Regions from separate parts of the Mus musculus genome. Here region 1 is linked to region 2. Evidence: chromatin loops called from intact Hi-C (ENCODE). Cell type or tissue: heart. All regions are shown on one strand.

The links. A loop is a pair of places that touch in the nucleus more often than their neighbours do. Peaks named below come from ENCODE experiments on the same cell type or tissue, not always from the same donor. Only the 100,000 strongest peaks of a DNase experiment are listed, where the experiment ranks them.
Region 1: a loop joins it to region 2, with 5 times the contacts of the local background. A loop is called at or near these places in 4 of 42 quality-filtered maps.

The regions. Positions count from the first base shown.
Region 1 is chrX:101,950,161-101,958,160 of GRCm38, forward strand. All of the region lies in intron 1 of Nhsl2 (NHS-like 2), which reads left to right. Among named protein-coding and RNA genes, the nearest start is that of Gm25828, 41 kb to the left of the region's middle. In heart, a CTCF peak has its summit at 4,252 (motif pointing right); a DNase peak (open chromatin) is centred at 4,221; H3K4me3 peaks cover 472 bases; H3K27ac peaks cover 1,528 bases; H3K27me3 peaks cover 1,483 bases.
Region 2 is chrX:102,186,128-102,194,127 of GRCm38, forward strand. Rps4x (ribosomal protein S4, X-linked) reads right to left here and starts at 3,264. Exons shown (of 7, transcript NM_009094.2): 1 at 3,171-3,264; 2 at 2,167-2,244; 3 at 1,695-1,875; 4 at 1,228-1,325; 5 at 269-440. The coding sequence starts at 3,173. In heart, a CTCF peak has its summit at 3,316 (motif pointing left); a DNase peak (open chromatin) is centred at 3,204; H3K4me3 peaks cover 2,860 bases; H3K27ac peaks cover 1,397 bases; H3K27me3 peaks cover 240 bases.

The DNA.
Region 1 (8,000 bases), 240 kb before region 2:
CTTGATGCATCAAAGAATGTTTATCCATTCCGGCATTGGAGGGTATCTGTAGTGTTTCCTAGGTTTGGCTTTTATGAATAACACTGCTATGGGCATTTACCTAGCAGCTTTTTAGTGGACGTAAACTTTAATTTCTCTGGGACACATGCCTAAGAGTGCAGTTCCTAGATCATATGGTACTTGAATTTAGTTTTTAAAGAATCTGCCAAACTGCTTTCTGGAGCATTCTACCATTTTACATTCCCACCAGCAACGTAGGAGGGATCCAATTTCTAGACACTCTCATCAGCGTTGGGTGTTCTCATGGTTTAGTAAAATGTTAGACATCCAGATAGGTGTGCTCGTGTCTCCCTGTGGCTTTAATTTGCATTTCCCTGTGGTTACTGATATTGAACATCTTCCCATGGGCTGAAGTGACAACTATGTCTCCTCTTCGGTAAATGTCTATTTATGTCTTTAGCTCATTTTCTGCTTGGGTTGTTTGCATTTTTAACTGCTAAGTTTTCAGAATTTTTAATACATTCCAGATTCAAGTGCTTTGTTAGACAATATGTTTTGCAGATATTTCTCCTAGCATTTAACTTTTTAAAAATTCCTCTAAATGGGGTCTTCCACAGGGTGAAAGTGTTAACCCTGATAAAGAACAATTATTCATCTTTTTTGTGAATTCTTTTGAGCCACAGTCTCAGAATGTAACCCATGCAGGCCCTGAATTCAACGTTCCTTCTATCTCAGCCTCTTGTTGGCAAGAATGACAGGCCTGGGCCCCAATTTCCTGATATGAACAAGTTTTGATGATCAGATACGTGGTCTGGGTTATATGCCCAGCTGTAGATTTGAGTTTGAATTTCTCTTCTTTTCCTAATTTTCAGATTTTTAAAAAAGTTTATTATAGCCGGGTGTGGTGGCACATGCCTTTAATCCCAGCACTTGGGAGACAGAGGCAGGCAGATTTCTGATTTCGAGGCCAGCCTGGTCTACAGAGTGAGTTCCAGGACAGCCAGGGCTACACAGGGAAACCCTGTCTCGAAAAACCAAAAAAAAAAAATTTATTATGGGTGTTAGACATGATCATATGACTCTTTCTTCTTTAATATGCTAACAATGAACTAAATCTTTTGTGTAGAATTACTGTAAAATTCTCTGCACAGTTGGGGGAATTTATCAATACAACCACTGAACCTGGATATTTCTGTTTTGAGTTTTAAACTTTAAATTTGCTTCTCTCATTTTTTATTTTTATTTTTTTAAAGCTCAGATACAATTTTATTATAGCTTAAAATGAAAACCCAAAGTCAGGCAAGTGGCAGACCTCAGAAGCTTCCCAGAAGAGAATGAAGGGGAGAAAGGGGTGCAACTTCAGTTAAATGCACACGGAGATTACCTTATGATAGCAGACAGCTACATGGTGGGACAGGGGCTCTATAGAAAGAGAAAAGAAGCCCATTGTGTTAGGAAAAGCATAGATAGAACAGAAGTAAAAAGAAGCAAAGTCATACTTTCCTGAGCAATTCAGAAAAGCAGACTAGCTTAGGAAGTAGTGTGGCTATGCTCTATAAGAGACTGCAGTAGGGAAATCTGGGAAGGAAAAATACCATATTGCATTAAAGGGATAATTATTCCTCCTGTTTCTTTAGCATAGTATAAGGTCATCCTGCCTTCTGGGGAGTGGTCTTGCCTTCCTGAGGGATGGTCGCTTGGCCAGGTGATTGACCCAGCCAACTGGAATGTGAGGTCCCCATTCAGGCTAAAGATCTATTCTCTTGATCAGAAGGAGTTTCCTTTAATGAGGTCTTTCTCGCTACTCTAATGATACCCCTGCCCCCATGAAGAAAGAGGCAATCCTAAAATCATTAGGAGGTAGGCAGAAAATAGTGCACAGAACCCATTTACACCATGAAAACTTAGTTCTTGTTCCAAAACTGTCCACCAGAAGGGGCCGATGACACTGGAAGAACTCAGTGCAGAGATTTTCAAGTCTATTCGTCTATCCCTAATACAGTAGAGTTGGAAGTCTATACTCTTTTTTTAAAGCCTCGTTCACTTTATCCCAGTTATCAGTGTGCAGTTCCCACTGCACTCTAAATGCCTACTGCTATGTCCATACCACAATCCATTAAGTACTCTGGATTTAATACTTTGTATAGGGAATTGTCTTTCACTTTATTTTCTCTAAAGTGTTTTTTTTAGCATTCTCTTTGCATGCTTCCTGGCTTTAGAATGAGTTTGTTGAATCCAATGAATAATTTCTGTGGCAATTTAGCTGGAATAGTAGTGAGCTTATAGACTGCTTTAAGGAGACCAGACATTTTTTTTCCTCCTTCGTGCAATGTTTTTCTCCTTTACAAAGACCACCAAAGCCTGCAAGAAAGGGAGCCAGGGCTAAAGAACACATAGAACTCACCTCCCTGACTTACGCCCTCCCCTTATTTGTGTCTGTTTGTGAAGGCCTGAACTTCAGACTCCTGAAGTTAAATATTTATTTTAAATCTTTAACAGGCCGTGAACGCTTAGTCTGTTTTTCAGTAGTACCCACGAATAGAGACAATACCTTCTTTTCCTGATCACAAAGAAAAAGAAGATGTAGTCACGTGCATACCTAGTTAAACACTGTCAGGAAATGGTGGGGTGGTGCCTTTCTAGGTAGAGCTCAGGCTGACAGAAAGTCATGGTGGGTGGGGTGGGTGGGAATACCAGTGGATGCAGAAGCATGAAAGGTTACTCATGTCTAACTTTTTTTCTGTGGCTCTAGAGCACCATGTCCGTTCGGTGGTGCTACTAGCCACAGGTACCCACATGGAAACCAAATGGACCTCGATGCTTGGCTCAGGCTGGAGCTGTCTGAATGATTCATCAGGCTCTCTCAGGGTCAAACCTTAGGTCTACAAAGACCTTCAGCATCACGGGGAAGCAGTCGTTAGCTACAGCTTTCCACACTTTCCTCAAAGGGAACAGTAGGACCTGGATTAGGGTTTCTTTGGCTTCCACAAATGCTGTCTGGGCAAGCAGTGCTGTGCCTACCTATGTTCCATTCAGCCCAGAGGATAGGCCGTGCCCTCACAAATCTGGATTCTCTTCTGCATGTTTATTGTCTCCAAAGCAGAGGTGGGACCTTAGCTGCAGGCTGTGATCTGTGTTTCTTACAGTCTAAGGAAACAAGCAATATATTACTAATAAAGAAAATAAAACAGGCAGTGGCAAACACCAGAGGCGGGTGCAAAGGCGATGTGGACTTTAACTGCATAACTTTTTGATCTACTAGTAAATCCTTCTTAACCCCAGAGCCATGTCCATGTCATGCACTTGATTCAACTGCACATCCTGCCAAGGTTCCAGGGTCATCTTAGTTGCCTCTCTCTCTCCCATCTGTTCCAATTTCTGGTGCACATTCCTAACTCACAGCTCCTGCTCCTATTCCCATGCTTAGGTCTTGTTTTGCTTTGCTTTAGAAACAGTCTCACTATTATTCTTAACTATGTTGCTCTGGCTGTCCTATAACTCACTTTGTAGACCAGGTTGGTCTCAAACTCAAGGAGATCTGCCTGCCTCTGCCTCCCAAGTGCATGTGTCACTATGCCCAGCTCTGTGTCCCGCTCCTTAACTCAAAGCATTTCACACACTCAAGCCCCACACCTGTCTGCCTTTCTCATTAGGAGCTATTTTACAGCTTTTAATTTTGAAATGGTAAATGTTTGCTATAATGCTTGAATTTCAAAGTCCTTTATGACATCATCGTTTAACTGACCCTTCCTGAGTGTGTCTGGTGTGTGTGAGTGGAGGAGGGGTGCAATTTGATGCTGTGGAAAGCCCATCTCACCTGAACTTTGGAGTCACACATAACTGAGTCATATAGCCCCTCCCCTATTCTTTAGCGGTTTGTTCCCTGCCTTCGCCCCCATCTTCCCCTGGTCCTCAGTCTCTATCCCCATCAGAAGTTGTAATGAATCGACGCGAGGTTCTGGTGTGTGTGTGGGGGGGGGGGTGAATAATGCTGGGGTTCATACAGGACTGGGGCCCAGGAGGGCAGAGCAGGCCAAGTGTGCCCCGGCTGGTTTGCGTGAGCAGAGCAGCTCTGTGCAGCTCCGCGCGTCACCAGGCGCGTGCGGAGGCGGCAAGAGCGGCGGGCGGTGAGTCATGGTCCCCGCGCACCTCCGGAACTGGAGGCTGCTTGGCGCAGCACAGCCCCCGCCTAGCTCCCTGCTCCTCCCCGCTCCTGGGGCGGACGGGCGGCATGAAAGCCTGATGCCGGGCGGCAGAGGGCGCTGCTGTGCAGCTGCTGGCAAGCCAAACAAAAAAGGCTGGAGCTGCCTCTGGCTGGGAGGGATGAACAGCAGCCCAGAGGCGGGGCGAATGGGGGAATGAATGCCAGGGCAGCCTTGCTGTTTTTAAGAGAAAGGAAGTGTACTTCAGAATGATTCATCCCTGCACAGAGTGATGGGGCAGTGGATCCCCCTACCCACCGAAGGAGAATGCCTTTCTTGCTTAGCCTAAGCTGTCTAAAGTTAGCAGCATTATCCATTCCTTAGAGAGGGTCCCTGATAGAGCGGGTTACCTCTTTTCAAAATGGATCTGCCCAAGGGACTTAGCCTGCAACCTTCTTTCCTCTGATGATTGCCACTTGAGGAAAGTGGCCTAAGATTTGAGCTGACAGTAATGCAGGGCAAGAGAACGTGCTCTACTTATCGGTGACCAACGTCCCACTGTCGTCGTGTTTTTTTTTGTCTTGAAATTGCTCTGTGTGTGTGTCCTTGAGCTTTTGCTCAGGGTAGAACCCAGAGCCTTGTGCATAATAGATAAGTGCTATTCAACTGAGCAACATCCCCAAACCCAAACTTAAGCACCATCATTCATTCATTCATTCACTGTGAACATCTTCACAATGTTTGAAAGCCAGTCACAGTGCAGAGAAGGAAGAGAACCAAATGTTAAAACAATGATCCTTAGCAGAAAACAGCTTATGCTTGACCCGGGACACCTAAGTAAATACATGCAAGAGCTTCATGCTGCACCTTGGAACTGAGTTGTTTTGGTCGCTGATGCATTCTGGGAGCACACAACAGTTACTGACACACAATAGACACTCATTTGTCCAGGGAATGCTAGAGACGTTCAGGAGAGTACATGGGACCCAGAAGAGTCCAGGATGAAGATGTTAGCCAGATGGAGATTAAGACAGAGAGAAAAGAGCCTTGGCAAAATAGAGGTCTCCATCCTCACCTCCCTGTGCCTCCCTTCCCTCATTCAAGGAGAAAAGCAGAGACCTGGCTCTGAATCTAAATGTGCTTCCAGAAATGAGCCCAAGTGTATAGGTTAGGGCCTGGCCAGAGCTTCTGACCTCTGACTTAGCTCGGCTTCAGATTACAAACTTGCCTATTTTCCGTGCTCCTCTCCCCCCCCACCCCCTCACTCTGTCTTCCCTCAAACTCCCCTAGAATAAATTATCTATGACATGAAAGTCTGTACTTGTGTTTTGTCATGAGGTTTATTTTTTGTATTAATTGTATTTCAAAATAAAGGCTTTGTTGTTTACAGATCTTTATACTAGCACAATTTTGCTGTAGGAAAACAAGTCAACACTTTTGTACTAAGAATAAAATAAAAATCCAGCCATAGTTTCACCGTCCAAAGTAGTGCTTGGCGTTTGGAATGCTTCCATTACAATTCACACACACTGGCACTCATCCAGTTAGAACTGGTACAGACTGAATCTTATGTTCCTAAGAAAAACATGAGCTTGGACAGTGGTCTCTTGCCCTCTATCAATAACTCTGATGGCAAGACGTTTTGGCTGAGAATCCCAAACTTGATTCTTTAAGCAGCTGAGGCTCCTCAGTGTAAGTCCTTGGGAAAGTTCAGAGAGCTTTCTCTGAGCCAGTGCTGTTTCCACACCATGGTATGGATGCCTCCCTAAGTCTATTTCAGAGGGCCACAGGAAAGAAGTGCTGAACTCCTTGCTGGGAGGGAAAGGTGGAGAAGGGACCTATTGCCCCACTTGTCCAAGGGAGAATCCCTAAAGCAAGTCCATAACCCTGGGTAACTTTTTGGGAAGCTGATTTTCTCAGCTTCTTTAACGCTTCAATATAAGTATGGGAACTCTTTTCTGTCTTTAGTCCTTGCCTTTCAAAGACACACACACACACACACACACACAGTCCCTGCTTTCAGTGTAACACGTCTTCATATCGAAGGAGCTTAGGTGAATAGTCTAGAGTCAGACAAGGGGTCAGAGATAGATTTGAGACTGGAACATCCTTTCAGACAGTTAAGCTAAAGTGCTCTTAGGTGATTCCTCTATTCAGAAGCTTTTGAGACACCCTCCTCCCTGTAGACTGGAATGGATGATGCTGAGTCTGACAATCAAGGTCCTCCATGGCCTCTTGATTCAGCTCAGCTCTTCTTCCCAGACTGACTTTTCGCTTCCCAGGATCCTCTTCTTCACTCTCTTTCACCATGCTTTAGAGTTCGCTTGTCAGGGTGCCCGAGCTCTCTGAGTTTCTGGGAGATAGGGTGAGAAAGGACTCACTCCATTTCTCAGGCTGGCCTTGAACTTAAGATGTCTATTATGGCTAACATTGATTTTGAAGTTGACAAGATCTGGAATCAGACATTCCTTCCGTCACATTTAGCATCCTCAGTTTCTAGAAACATTGAGTCAAATGAATCCCCCACTTCTTTTGATTATGGGACACTGGGTCCTCAATGCTGCCTCAGATCACCCCAACTCAATGGTCTGTGGCAGCTCACACACAACTGCTTTTTGCACCAACAAAGTCCAACCTGGCTCACTGCTCACTCCATGACCTCCTTTCAGATTGTGTCTTTATAAGCAAGATCTAGGCTCCTGGGAGGGGACAGGACTTAGTCTTAGTCCCCTCTTTATCCTTCACAACTCAAACATCTCACTTTGTCCTTCCTCCACCCTCTCATGGCTTTTCTTTCTTTTTTCTTTTCTATTTTTAAAGGGTTATTTAGTTAATTAGCTTTTCTTTAGGCAGGTCTCATTGTAGCCAGGTAACTATGCTGCCAAGGATGACCTTGAACTCCGAGTCTCCTGCTTCCACCTCCCAAGCTCAGGATTACAGGTGTGCACCACCACTCCCAGCCTTCATTTCTTTTTGGAAATCCAAATGTCCTCTCCCTGCCAGGCATGGGATGGCGGGAAGGCCAAGAGCTCTAGATGGTTCTGATCGACAGGGCACTTCAAGAATGTGAGACCAGAAAATTGATTTTGGGCCCCGGCCAGTAAAAATATTTGTAAAAATGGTTGGCAATTAGGTGGGGCCCACCCATTCCTAGAGCAGATAAGGAGGAGGTGTGTGGTGCTGAGGCTGACTTGAAGAGTCCTGGGGACCAGTGAGAAAGCGAAGGAGCATTGTTCGCATTTTCCAAATGAGCACATAGAAAGGGAAGTCGTGATTATGTAGCTGTTGAAAACAGCATTTCCACTCGTTACCTGAAACAATAGGCGCTGGGAGTGTAGCTCTGAGAGGCGGTGATGTCATGGGAATAGCATGAAACAAGCTGCTTGCAGACCATGACTCTTTGACCTGGGGTTTGGTCCCAGCTCTACCTCTGTTCTTGCTCACTGTTAAACCTCGCTGGGCTATTTCCTTGGCTTAGACTTGGTTTCTTCCTCTCTGATATGGCAAGGTAGGCAGAAGGGTGGTATGTGAGCAGCTTGAACTGTCTGCTTCTTCTAACGCCCTGGGCATTTGAGGTATGTGACAGAGAAAAGCCCAGATCAGGGAAGTACTCTTGGAAGGCAAGACACAGACAAGGTGGCTAGAGAGGTGACAAAGCCTGGTGGCTAGAGAGGTGACAGGGCCTGATCCAGGGTAGGGCCGGTGGTTTGATGACTGTGAAGCTGACATGTTCTGACAGGAACTGACTGAAAAGGTTCTAATAGGAACTGGCAGGAGAAGGGGAGGGGGTGACAAGAAGGATGGAGATTTCATTTGCCTCTGGAGCCCAAGTGAAAGTAATCTCGAGTCCCAGGTTTA
Region 2 (8,000 bases):
AGACAGAGTCCCACCTGACTTGTTCAGTCAGGCCTTCAACCTCCCATCACACCTTTAACTTGATCAGCTGATAACAGTTTTACACTAATAGGTGGCTTTCGTACCTCTTTTCAGCCACCAAGCATTTAGACCAGTGAAAGTGATAAAATTCCTCAAAAGACCCCGCACCAAGCATCAAGTGATTCACAAAGCTCAACTAAACTTACATTTGGGAAAAAACCCCAGAAGCTCAAACTTACAAGCCACCGAGGGGACAGCTGCTGCTTACCAGTGTCAAACTTGATGAAGTCAGTTATTTTGCCTGTCTCCAAATCAATCTGAATGGTGTCGTTCACCTTGATGAGGGGATCAGGGTACCGAATAGTACGAGCATCATGGGTCACCAGGTGCGGGATTCCTTTTGTGCCTACAAAGATCTTTCTCACTTTGCACAACTTGTACTAGAAGTATAAAAGGGTTAAATACATTTAATCTAACTCATATATACCTTGTTATAGTTGTTTCTGGGGCCAATCCCCAGCTTAAAAAAAAAAATCACATTTTGTGCACTCTGCTCCAAACAGCAACGGTATTAGCAACTTGTCTATCAAATCAAATTTCTAGTGGTCACTGGACATGCCCTTCAGCCTACTGACAACAAGGCAGCATGTAAGAAAACCAGAAGCCACACCATCAATTGAATTAACCTTCATTTATAGCCATTAATTCAAGCCCTAAACCTACGTGAAAAGCCACCTAAAACTGAACTAAGCAAAGATAGTAAATTAAACCAACGCCCCAAAGATTACCGGTTTCTTGTACCTCTAACCCACCCAAAAAGCAAAGGTAGACCCACAAATGGAGACATGGCAACATGCCAAATAGATTGCCAACTCCTTTATGTTCCAAGGAATACTTCAAAATTAATCCCAAGAAAGGATGTCGTGTTTCTACAAGACACCAAAAGTCAGTGCTCTAATTGCCACAAGAAAGCTCCACCCCAAGATATCTAGCAACAGACCTTACAGAGGCTGAGGGGCTGGGGTGTAGGTCCGAGATCAAGCATGTGCTTTGCCACGTGAGAAACGGGGTTGAGTACCCAGTAAGTTAAACCATGCAACAGGTCCCCATCGATCTCATCTCTAGGCACACAATTCTAATGAAATCTGTTGACTCATCTCTCACTTCCATGATCTAACTTAGAAACTAATTTTAGAGGAAACTACCCAGCCCGCTTGCCACACCAACCTTGGCCTCCTCCGGTGTAATACGATGAACAGCAAAGCGACCCTTGGTGTCATAGATCAGACGGAAGTTCTCTCCGGTCTTGTCAATGCTGATGACATCTGATATCAAAGAATAAGGTTACCACAGCAACCCTCACTACACTCCTAACTGAGCTGGGGGATGTGTGTGTGTGAGCCCATTTTATCAAGACTCCACATAAACTTTAAATGGGAATTTGGGTTTCAGAAGCTATCCCCACAATATTTAAGTAACAGCCCAACAGAGATTCTGATCCAGTAGGTCTGTATGGGAGAGTAGCAAGAAATTCAAAATTTAAAAAGGAATAAAAGCCCAGTAGCCAAACCTCTCCATATTACCGTGCCAGGGTAGGGGTGAAGACGAAGACCAGGAAAGCCTGGCACTTTCCCAGTCACCTGCCACTATTGGGAGTTAAGGGCCTGTGGCCACTACCGATCCTGATTACTCACCCATAAACCCAGCAGGGTAGGTTATATCGGTCCTGACTTTCCCATCAATCTTAATGAATCGCTGCATGCAAATCTTTTTTACTTCATCTCCAGTCAGGGCATACTTAAGTCTGTTCCTTAGGAAAATGATGAGAGGCAGGCATTCCCTCAGCTTGTGAGGACCAGTGGATGGACGAGGAGCCTGGAAAGTTTTAGGAAAATTACTACACCAAAACTTGGGTTATTTTACATGGGGGGGGGGTCGCTAGAAGATTCCTCAACATTTTCTCCTCCAAAGAATGAGGCCTGCTACTTTGAGACCTGAGTCTATGTATCCACCATCAGTGTACTATGGAATACATGGAGTAGATGAAACAGATGTATCAAAATTGAGGTAGGACACAGGTCTTTAAGACAGCCAAAGATTCTCTACATTCAACTCCACAAATATGCTTGTTAAAGGTATGTCTACCTTTCACACCACAATACTTACAAACACGCCAGTCAACTTATCCAGCATCCAATGTTTTGGAGCAGCTACACGCTTCAGGTGTTTCTTGGGACCACGAGCCTGGAAGAAGTTTTCAAAGTAACGTTGTTACATTGTTTCAGGTCTTTCCAGCAAAGCCTACGGCGTAAATCCTTCAATGAACTGACTTTCGAACTTTCCCAATTAACAAAATGTGGGCAATATTGAAAGCGCCGGGTCCCAGTAAAACGTAGAAAAGACAGATAAGCATCAATAGGCCAAACCCAGTATTCGCACCTTAGCGATTCCCATTTTTTACAGTTATGCCAGATGTCTCCATTATGCCTGCTCACAAAAATTAGCCTTTCATAGCACACTTGCGAATTACCCAGTGATTCAACCCTAGACGCACAGGCAGATAGGGACAGAAAATGGCCCAGGACCGTATCTCAATTGTCAATCGAAAAGTATAGTATTAGAACACAGCCATCTGGATCGAAGGTTTCTGGTACAAAGATAAACTCTAACTCCGGCACTGGCACTACCACGTGTACTGCTCCTTTGTATACTAAAGAGTCGAAGTTTCACATTCGAAAGCGGAAGGAAGCTTTTTGTAATGCTTCGTACACTTACCAGCTACACAACATATAAAGTAAGTCCGTGCCAAAAGATAGACAAATGCACAAGTAAGAGCTAATCCTTCAAGCAGACCCTGCGCCCACATGCCCAAAGCTTCAATCTGCACTCCCGGGCCCTCGAAGTTCTTCCCCAAGTGGAAAAGCATTTCTCCCTGGGCAAGGGGATGTGTGATTAAGCCCAAGGCCTTGCTTGCCCTCTGCGGCAGACTTCCCATCCTAGCTCAGACCAGTATTCTCCCTTGCCGCCAAGCCCATCTCTGCCAGCCTGCAGCAGAGCTGCTTTCGCCTCCACCCTGTAGTCGACCGCGGGAGCCCTGATAACCCGGGCAGCATCGGTCAGGGAGGATGGAAGCCGATGCAACCCAAGAGCTCGCTGTACCCCTGCCTTACCATGGCTGCGCTAGGAACGGAAAGAGACTCGCCTTCTTCCGGCGAACGAAGAAATTAGGGTCGGAGGCTGCGCGCGCGCTGGAGCCTGGGTTGCTCCGCCCAGCCTCAGACTTTCCCAGCGGGCGGGGACTCTCTCTTGCCATCTGCTGGTGGGAGGTCAGAGGTCCCAGGCTGGGAAACTGAGGCTGAGAGAATCTCCCAAAAACTGTTTTTCCTCAGTCCTTTCTCTTCTTTGTGCCGAGTGATGAGTGCTGGGGATACCCAGACCAATCGCACCAGATAACTGCCCGCAAGGAGAGTTCTGTTAGATGGCTGAGTGATAAAAAGATACATTTTAATACTCGATACTTTTCTTATACAAAGTTTCTCTAATCTTCCAGAGTTACCAGTCCAATCAGCCAGCCCCATGCTAAGCGAAAGGTTTGGCCAACGGCATGTTTCTCTTTGCTTTTGTAAAGATTGCTGAGGCACTGAGCCATCCAGGGTGAGATGGTAGGCTCTCTGCTTGAACCTGGCATCCTGCGCATCCACTCCTGTAGAACACATTTGACATTTATTGTACTGTAAGTGGAAGAGAGGGAACATTAGAGAGTATCTGGTTTTGCCTAGCCAGTATGTAGACCTAGCTGTTCTACTTTTGAAGCTGCTGTGTTAGAGTGGTGGCACTGGCTGCCCTTCATTCACCATTTTCTGCTCTCTTAGTTATCTGTGGCCTCCCACAGGTCGATGAAGTCTGCCCATCATAAACCCAAAGATCCAGTCCCTTCAAACTATTATGAAAGGGGTATTTTTCAGCCTCACCTTTCCTCTTTCTCCTGTCCCTCCCCTCTCTCTCATATGTGTGTGTGCAGTTGTTATCATTTATTTGTTATCATTAGTGGCTGCTAGGGAATGAGTCACTTTTTCATATATATATATATATATATGCAAATGAAATATACATTTTGGGGGGGGGGTTCGAGACAGGATTTCTCTGTGCAGCGTTGGCTGTCCTGGAACTCACTCTGTATACCAGGCTGGCCTCAAACTGAAATATACATCTTGAGACAGAGCCTCATTATGTAAGCCAGGGTAGTCTCAGACTCATCATTTTTCTGCTGAGAGTTGAGTTACAGGCATGCACCCCCACAGTCTATATAGTACAAGCAAGCAGACTATATCTTTATTTTTAACTTTTGAGACAGGCTCTTCTAGACAGGCTAGGCTGACCTGCAGCTTGAGAGAGGTCATCTGCCTCATCTTCCCAAGTGCTGGGTGATACGTTACTTCGCCACTGTAGGTGAAATGAGACAAATCAAGCAGAATTAGATTATATTAAATGCAGGTTTATTGGAAAGGTGCTCTCGGGCAAGTTCACTGGCCCCAAGGACTGAGGCTAGGGGAGTCACAATGGGAAGGAAGAGATGGGGGGAGGGGGAAGAGAGGGGAGAGGGAAGAAAGAGGGGAGGAGAGAGAGGGGGAGGGGAAAACAGAGGGCAGGGGAAACAGAGGGGGAGGGGGAAGAGACAGGAGAGTGGGAAGAGGGAAGGGAAAAGAGAGGGGGAGAGGAGGAAGAGAGGAGAGAGAGGGAGGGAGGGGGAGAGAGAGAGGAGAGAGGGGAGAGAGAGAGAGGAAAATATCTGGATTATATAGGGAGCTTCTGGGGAAAAGGCAGCTCACCTCCTGGGCTGGGAAGTTCAGGCTTGGGGGCAGGGTCTGCCAGCTAGGGATTGAGGGATGCGGGGAGAATCTGGAGGCCAGGTCTGCTTTCATATGTAAAATATGCACCTCAGTCTCCTGTCCCAGGGTCTGGGATGATAGGCATGTGCCACTATGGCCAGCCTATAGTTTTATTTCTTTTCTTCCTCTTCTTTTTTAAAGATTTATTTATTATTATATGTGAGTACACTATCACTGTCTTCAGACACACAAGAAGAGAGGGCATCAGATCTCATTATGGATGGTTGTGAGCCACCATGTGGTTGCTGGGATTTGAACTCAGGACCTTTGGAAGAGCAGTCAGTGCTCTTAACCACTGAGTCATCTCTCCTGCCCCTTATTTGTTTGTTTGTTTGTTTGTTTGTTTTTCGAGACAGGGTTTCTCTGTGTAGCCCTGGCTGTCCTGGAACTCACTCTGTAGACCAGGCTGGCCTCGAACTCAGAGATCCACCTGCCTCTACCTCCCAAGTGCTGGGATTAAAGGCGTGTGCCACCACTGCCCGGCCCTAGTTTTATTTTAATTGATATATACCAAGTGTACAGATTTATGGGGCACAGTATTGCATGTTTATGCATGTATATAATGTATAATAATCAGCTCAGAGCAGTTGCCACATCTTCACCTCAGAACTTTATAAATTCTTTGTGTTGGAAGCATTCAGTATCCTCTCTACTACTTCTTTTGAAGCATCCAACCAAATCGTTTCAACCATCACTACCCTACTGTGTATCTGTTCACCATCCTTTCCATCCTCCCCAGGTGCTGTTAGCCACTAGTCTTTACTTCTTTGTGATTAGCTTTTAATACAATTAATTTATTTTCTAGTCTTATTTATCTTATTCTTGTTTATGACTGTTTGGTGTCATGTAGTCTGTGCACCACTTGCATGTCTGCTGTTCCCAGAGGTCAGAAGAGAACCTTGGATCCCCTGGAACTAGAGTCATGCATAGTGTGAGCTGCCAGGTAGATGCTGGGAGTTCAACTCAGGTCCTCTCCAAGAACAAGTGCTCTTAACAGCTGAGACATCTCTCTAGCTCCTTTATATACTTAAAAAGAAATAATATCATCTTGATTCTCCCACAGTTGTGTGTGTGTGTGTATGCACACACACAAGTGTATAATGTATTTTGGTTGTATTCACACACGCCCATTCCCCCTTTGCCACCTGCTTCATGCTCCCTCTGGGGCCCTTCTTCCCAATATGCCCTCTTCATACTTGTATTTTTTGTTTTTGTTTCTGTATCGTTTTTTAGACGCAGTCTCACTCTATAGCCCCAACTGTCCTGGAACTCACCAGAATGCACAGCATCTGTTTGCATCTGCCTCTGGAGTGCTAGAGTCAAGACCATGCTCCACCACGCTCCTCTTTCTTTCTTAAAATAACTCACTGAAGTAACTGAGTGTAGTGACACAGGGCAACAAAGTGAAACCTCCATCTCAAAAGCAAAACAAAACCCTCCACAAAACCCAAACAACTAAGTTCGTTTGTTTGAACTTAAATTTGACTTGCATGTGCGTGGGTGTGGGTTTGTTTCCTGGACCATGGGTAACTTAACAGTGACTATATCCCTGAAGAAAAATGACTCTTCCGAAGCCATTAATTCTCTAATGAAGGATGAGGCCTCATGAGCCCCTCCCCCATTCCATGTTGGAATGTTAATGACTGGATCTTTCACAGGTCTTATGCAGAAAATTACAGCTGCTGAATTCAAGAGGACACTGGCCAAGTCGTACCTAGAGGACAGCACTCCTTTCCATCGTCTGGCTCCTAAATCTCCCTCCCCTTTCCACCAGGTTCCATTACCCTGGGAGCTCTGTGTGTGTGTGTGTGTATGTGTGTGTGTGTGTATGTGTGTGTGTGTGTGTGTGTGTGTGTGTGTATGTGCGCGCGCGCGCGCGCGCGCAAGGTGCATGCTGTTGTCCCATTTCAGCCTGAAAGATCCACACTTTTGAGGTTGACTCTTTCTTTTTTCTTTCTTTCCTTTGGTTTTTGAAGGCAGGGTTTCTCCGTGTAGCCCTGGCTGTCCTGGAACTCACTCTGTAGGTCAGGCTGGCCTCGAACTCCCTGAGCTCCACCTTCCTCTGCCTCCCAAGTGCCGGGATTAAAGTCATGCGTCACCACCGCCATCCGCAGAGGCTGGCTCTTTCAAGACTGTCTGTGGACCCCATGATTTCTCAGCTTGGAACTGCTCTGAACAGTCCAGTCCTCTTCATGGTACCACCTAATCCCACTCCTCAGCTTTAGAGATGCCTACAGCCCTGCTTTCTGGGGTTCTGGGAGCTGCCCAGGCCCTTTGGGTCCTCCTCCTACTTTAGTTTCAAGACGGAACTAAGGTGCCTGTTTAACATTTCAAAGGGGAAGCTAGCATCCCTCCACCCCTACTTGTTATAGGGCCCTCCTGGCTGGCACACCCTACCCACTACCCTAAGCTCTGCAGCTCAGGGGCCTGGGCTGCTCTTCCTTATATAATCCAGACATTTTGGTTACATGCTCTCCTTTGGACCTCCTGACTGCTGCACCTGGTTTCCCTGCTCGCCCTTCTTCCTTCCCCTCCCCCATCTCCCCACATGGAGTCTGGGCATGCCTACTCCAGATGTTTCTGCCTCTGGCTATGCCCACTCACATATCTATAATAAACTTTTCTCCTCCATCATACCTAGGAGTGGTGATGTTCCTTTCCTCTTTCCTTTCCTCTTTCCTTTCCTTTCCTTTCCTTTCCTTTCCTTTCCTTTCCTTTTTTCTTTTCTTTTCTTTTCTTTTCTTTTCTTTTCTTTTCTTTTCTTTTCTTTTCTTTTCTATTCATTCAGTGGTTAATACCTTGTTCTCCTTGCTCCAAAGCTCAGCTCCAGCACTTAGTTCAACAGGCAGGAAGGAGTGATTGACTCATCTGCTGTCTTACTAAACTGAACATCCCCAGGACAGACCTGTCCTAACTCATTCGGGACAGCTGGCCCATCACCACTAACAGAGAACTTGACACTTCATCCAGTACTTGGTAAATAGTTGCTGAGTGAATAATTTTTTGGGGGGGGGTTGGTCTTTCGAGACAGGGTTTCTCTGTGTAGCCCTGGCTGTCCTGGAACTCACTCTGTAGAGTTGTTGTTCCAGTTGTAGGCTGGCCTCAAACTCA